Regions from separate parts of the Homo sapiens genome. Here region 2 is linked to region 1. The links are chromatin loops, found by intact Hi-C in ENCODE. Cell type or tissue: endothelial cell of umbilical vein. All regions are shown on one strand. Links, peaks and the distances in the headings refer to the core of each region. The heading gives the core; the rest is flanking DNA.

Evidence for each region. A loop is a pair of places that touch in the nucleus more often than their neighbours do. Peaks named below come from ENCODE experiments on the same cell type or tissue, not always from the same donor. Only the 100,000 strongest peaks of a DNase experiment are listed, where the experiment ranks them.
Region 2: a loop joins it to region 1, with 6 times the contacts of the local background. A loop is called at or near these places in 8 of 110 quality-filtered maps.

The regions. Positions count from the first base shown.
Region 1 is chrX:139,880,267-139,883,186 of GRCh38, forward strand. The region is part of intron 1 of ATP11C (ATPase phospholipid transporting 11C (ATP11C blood group)); the gene reads right to left. Among named protein-coding and RNA genes, the nearest start is that of MIR505, 43 kb to the right of the region's middle. In endothelial cell of umbilical vein, for the core only: no CTCF peak of the experiment used is centred there; a DNase peak (open chromatin) is centred at 1,475; H3K27ac peaks cover 2,388 bases.
Region 2 is chrX:139,825,357-139,828,276 of GRCh38, forward strand. ATP11C (ATPase phospholipid transporting 11C (ATP11C blood group)) reads right to left here. Exons shown (of 30, transcript NM_001353812.2): 2 at 1,348-1,467. Among named protein-coding and RNA genes, the nearest start is that of MIR505, 97 kb to the right of the region's middle. In endothelial cell of umbilical vein, for the core only: no CTCF peak of the experiment used is centred there; a DNase peak (open chromatin) is centred at 1,405; H3K27ac peaks cover 505 bases.

The DNA of each region.
Region 1 (2,920 bases), core at 126-2,625:
AGAGGACTTTAGCAGGAGAAGGCTTAAAGAAGATAGAGAGTGATTTCAGATTTGGACATAGTGAGTATGAGATGTCTTTGGGAATTCAAATACTACTTTCCCCTTGCTCATTTTAATGTATGGCTTTCCTTTGCCTTGGTACACATCTCTCAATAGTAATACTCTATTTCCTACCATTTACAATTCAATTCATGTGTTTGGCTTTCAAATGGGATAGAATGAGGAGGAGGAGGAGGAGGAGGTAGTTCTTGATGTAATCAGGCAAAACTTGGAAAACAAAGGAGGAAGATGGTTAAAAGAAATGTTTTAGTAGTAAAAGACAAGTAAAGGAGATAATATCCCATGTGAACTACTCCACTGAAAGGGAAGAAAGGATACAGAAGAAGAGCTATTGGGTCAGATTCCCCACCTGATCAGCAAAAATCAAGGGAAGGGGGATACATCATGCACTCGCCTTATTTTCACATCTGGGACTTTCTTAAGTTAGCTATATGTAATCTAAAGGAGAATTATAATAGAAATTTGAAAGTAAGAGAGATGGTAAATAAGACAGACAAGAAAAGGTATTCTACACCAGGTTAGCACACAATGGAGAAGCAAGTAATTTTGCTTAATCTACAAGTCATAACAAACTGTCCTCACTTGGAAGAAAAGACAGATATAAGCAACTGTGTGTTAATTACAGTCTGGGACACAGCAGCCCAGGTCCATAGAGTTGGGTTGCTATGGCCCATAATTTAACAAATGCATGAACAACTGACTTTGATAACATTCAACTGGAAATATTAAGATGTTACCCTCAGAGTCCTGCTTCTATTGCATAATAAAAGAACTCTAGCTACCATTTATTGAGCACTTACTCTATGCCAGGCACAGTCTAAGCCTTCAGCATCCATTATCTGATTGAAACCTCACAGCAAGCCCATGAGGTAGGTGCCATTAATCATCACCACATTACGAATAAGGAATGCCTTCAAGTGGTAACTCTAGGGAAACAAGATATGAGGAAGACTGCATAGAGCAGACTTGGGCCTGGGCTAAAAGGAGTGCCTGCCTCATACATGGTTCAACCCAGGCCACGAGAGTAGAATATTTCATAAGGAGTATGGGCTGTATCTCCAGTTGCTGATATAGAGTGATTTTTTTTCAGGTCTTATCCTCAGCATGTTTATCTCCTACCACTGCAACATGTGGCAGTGGTAGGCGGCCGGTAGCAATTCTAAGATTTGGGATCCCAGCCAGCTCTCTGTTTCTTTCCATCAGAAATATAACCAACATCTGGCAGAGTCAGCAAACGTCAAGATGTATGGGTCTCCACTAATTCATACATTACAAACTGGCTTCTCAAAATTGGTCAAATTCCATTACAGAATTACAGTTCAGCTGCACTGAATACTAAATACATATGAGCCATTAGCTGAGACTTTGAAATCTCTTTGCTCTATGGAAATTTCTATTCTGGTAGTAGTTGTTGCATGAGATTTTATCTTTATCGCACTTTTCCTGGCAGCAGTAAAATTCCATTTCCATCAACTGTTTCCTCTCAAGAAAGAAGTCTCTCAGGAAATACTCAAAACATTGTTCAACAAAGTTCTCAAATATGAATCATTTTCAACTGCCAGGAAGACACTCCTTTCCCCCACTGTTTTGCATCATAATAGGCTTTCTCTAAAATGACAGCTTTGGGGGAAGATATACTTATTTGGGGAAAAAAGACATTTATTAACTACAGTGTAAATCCTTTATTCTTCTCCCTCTATGGCTTTGCTTAAGCAGTTCCCTCTGCCTCAACTACCTTCTCCCCAGATCTGCCTGTCCAAGCCCTACCAATGCATTCATTCAAACGAACACTTCCTGAGTACCTAACAGATTTTTGGTCCTGTAATAGGTGGTAGGGGTACAAATCAAATAAATGTATTAAAAATTTGCCAAGCAAAGATTATGGTATGATCATGGCAGGACGTGGGATCACGATGGACATTCTGAGATTTTCCTTCAATGAAAAGTTTTTTGGAAGAAAAAACATTTACAGCTGGCCCTTTAAGGACAAGCAGGAGGAATTTAACGAAAGAGAAAAGGAATTTATGGTAGCCAAGAAGAGGCCAAGAGGCAACTCAAGGGTCTCCAACTACAAGGAGCACAACTGATTAAGGACCCCATCTGCCTCAGAAACTCATCCTAGTGTCTGTACTAAGTCACACCTCCAAAGGGGTGCTCCCAACCAATCACTGAGTACAGCAGGGATACCAAAGCAGACTGTTGCTGGAAGTTGCAGGACTCCACTAACAGCTGACTTTGCACTCCCCAATAGCTTTTCTGAATCTTCTTTAGACTGCACTGCCGTCTGGAAACCTTCTGCCTAACCAGCTCTCCCCTATCCCCCCTTCACTAGGGCTCAGACTTGCATGAAGGACTAATGGCACTCCCAGCCTTCTCAGCCCCCTCACCATTGTCTGTTCCACATGCATTTTCCCCTAATAAACCCTTGCCAATTTAATCCTGTGTGTCTGTTTTTCAGAGGACCCAGATTAATACAGCATTCTATACAGAGAGCTCAGCATAAATAAATACCCAGAGGTATGAAAAATCATGATGGGTTCTAAGCACCCCAAGGAGTGGTATGTGCCTGAAGCAAGCTGTGGAAGTGTAGAAGAAGCTGGGCCAAATCAGTGGAGGCCTTGTATGTCCTGATAAGAAACTTCAACTTGGTCCTATGAGAAACAGGGAGCCACCAGAAAGTTTTAAGCAAGGAAAGGGCATGTTTTTCAAAAAACTGTTCTGCTAGCAGAACGAAGGGTGGACAGGGCAAAGCAGAAATTGGAAGCACCTCTATGTATGCTTCCATCTTGTCTGCTAGCTTGTGAGGTCCTGAAGGATGAAATCATATTTTTTGCTTGTTTTGCTTTAATCTTAGAATAGT
Region 2 (2,920 bases), core at 283-2,782, 55 kb before region 1:
AGCTCTACAAGTCCACAATTCTGAATCAAAGGACTACTACAGACCATTTAATTGGATACCACAAGGTGAGCTGAAATTTCCAGTAAAAGAACTATTCACTATTTTAGGCATAAGTATGTCAACCTCTGGCTGAGAATAAAATTTCTGCCACTAGTGTGTAAGATTAAGAGGAAATAGACATTTTTATCCAAAATAAAATGTTCTATAGGCCTACATATCTGCTCATTAGGCAACAAAATTTTCACCTGTCCTGACCATATTTCACATGTTAATCTCCCAGCAAAACATGATCACTACTGTATCACCGCCCAAACAAGAAATTAAATGCATATTTGAAAACCAAAATGTCATATATTTTTAAGGAAGGGCATAATTTTGTGTTTCAGTTTCTAAGTGATTACAAGTGTACAGTGAACCAAATGTCACCAACTTTTATCTCTGCCTTGCCAGGGCACATGAGGAAGTGAGGAAAATCTTCAAGATCTATTCCATTCTATAAGAGATGGCAGTAGGCCAACCTAGCACCTAACCTGGTCAGCCAGAGGTAAAGACTAGCTAAATAACACTTGCAGAATGATGACTACTGAGTACTAGGAGCTATAAGAAGTGGTTTCACAGAGTATTAGCCCCATTTCACCAACGAGGACATTTAGAATCGGGGCGATTAATTTGACCAAGGTGACACAACTAGTAAGTGGTTGGGCCAGGATTTAAATACAGGTGTTCAAACTTCCAGGCCAATGCTCTTAGTCCTACACTATGCTGAAGAAAGATGCAGTCAAACGGTGACACAGCTGCAGTGACTTAACTCTTAACAGATCACAGCTGAAGCAGTGTACTGAGCAGCATGCACCCTTTGGGACGTAGGAGTCTATTAATACTTGAGAAGTGGGATGGGAGGTGGAGGGGTTGGCAGGGGAACTAGAAAGAAATGCAAATAAAGTCATTCCAGGACAGCATTCTCCAAAAGAATGCAAATTCTTTTATAAAAGAATTTGCATTCTTTTATATCCTAGTTCATCCATTCAAGGGTAATTCAGGAAGCTTTGCACAAGTAAGTAATTTGTATTTTTAGCAAACTTTACGGTTTAAAGTAATATGCATAATCAACAAGCACTGTGAATCATAACGGAAGGCAAGTGAATGATCTTTCACCTATAACAAGACAAAGTGATTTTTTAAATAAACTGTCTTTCAGAGGAATACTTATTATAGCTGGTATATGATCCATATACATGCAAATACATGTACACATACATAAATGCATCAGTTTCCTCAGAAGCACAAATTAGAATGCATTATCTGATTCACTATATGAACATCTATTGAGTTAAAACAAAAACTTACCTTAGATGAGACTATTCTATTATCACAAAATCTTTGTGCAATGTAAGCTTCTGTTTCCGAAACTGGATGATTGCCAACAAACACTGTGCGTGTGCCAACTCGTTTCTCTTCTCCAGCACACTGACCAAGAGAAAAGGGAAAAAATTCAGTTTTTCATCACATTTGTCCACACTTCTACCAAGCCCATAATTCTTGTCCAAGCATGCTGGGCCATAATCTGGCGAGAAAGTAGTAGGGAGAGGAGAAAACCTTGTTAGGGAATTCAAAATCCATTAAGCTCTTACTTGCTGACATAGTAAAGATTAGTAAAAGTGCTGTTTGAACCAACTGTTCTGAGGTCAACAGTGCAATTCTAAAATGATTAAAGAAAGTACCCTAGAGAAACAATATTTTTACTGCCAATCATTTTTCTTTCATCCACAGCCCAAATGAATCTTAACCATAACCTTCACTAGCAACACACTAACTCACGAAAGAATGGACTGGGAATATTTCATTTATTATGCAACTACTGAGGACAACCTTTCAACTACCTTACTAGAGAACAGAAAGCATAATGCAGATTACTTCTAAACACAAAATAATTGTGTATAAGTGTAAAGGTCAGAAATAGAATGGCTGCCTCTATTGAAGAAATGATCGACTTTTTCTAAAAAGAAACTAGTTATTTGGCTTTACAGGATAGTTTATTTTGCAATCTCTCAGAGCCTCATTGTTGTAAAGTTCCAATTCACACAATATATTTCTCATGCCCCTTTTACATTTTTAATAAGTAGACTCACCGAACCTAAAAGTTTCAAGATTGGGCTCTATTTTATCCCACCCTTTAATTTTGCTAAGGCCTCACTCTCTTCACTTTAATCAGGATAATACCCTTTTCTTATATAAATTTGGGACAGTCTCCTTGTATGGTACTATATTACCATATCTGAGACTACCACATATATAAGTCAAAGGATGCATGACAGAAACAAATACCCATTTATATATTCCCATTATTTTTTAGAACTATAATTCCCCAACCTAAAATGTTTTAATATATGTAGTCACAAAGATTTTCCTTCCTTTCAGTGATCTATTTAAAGGTCAAAGGTATAAATCCCACCCTCAAAGTAATCATTTTAAGCAAGACTACTTAGAACTTGTAGTCTTCCAATTATCTACAATGTCTGAAAGTACTCCAGTCTGAATTTGTGCATCTTATGTAGATGGTATGTGGAAAATTATTTCTTCGTTTAAAAATTAAAAATCACCCCCCAAGTACAGATAAAACCTCTTTGCCTTGCGTTTTCATTTAAGCTTATGATATTGCCTTCAAAATTTGTAGGGAATCATGCAAAAAGTAACTGGGACAAACTGAAGTAGAAGAGATTCAGGCTGTATATAACTCTGGAAAGCTACTCTGGCATGTGCTAAGAGAATTTGTGGGATCCCTGGAGACCTGGAAAAAGTCAGTTAAGTATCTATGCTGGATAGCTTAGTTATTTATCTGCCTGCCCAAAGACAAGGCATTAGAACAACTGATTGTCCAAGGTCCTTCGCATGCTAAGAGTAAATGATTCATAGATAAATT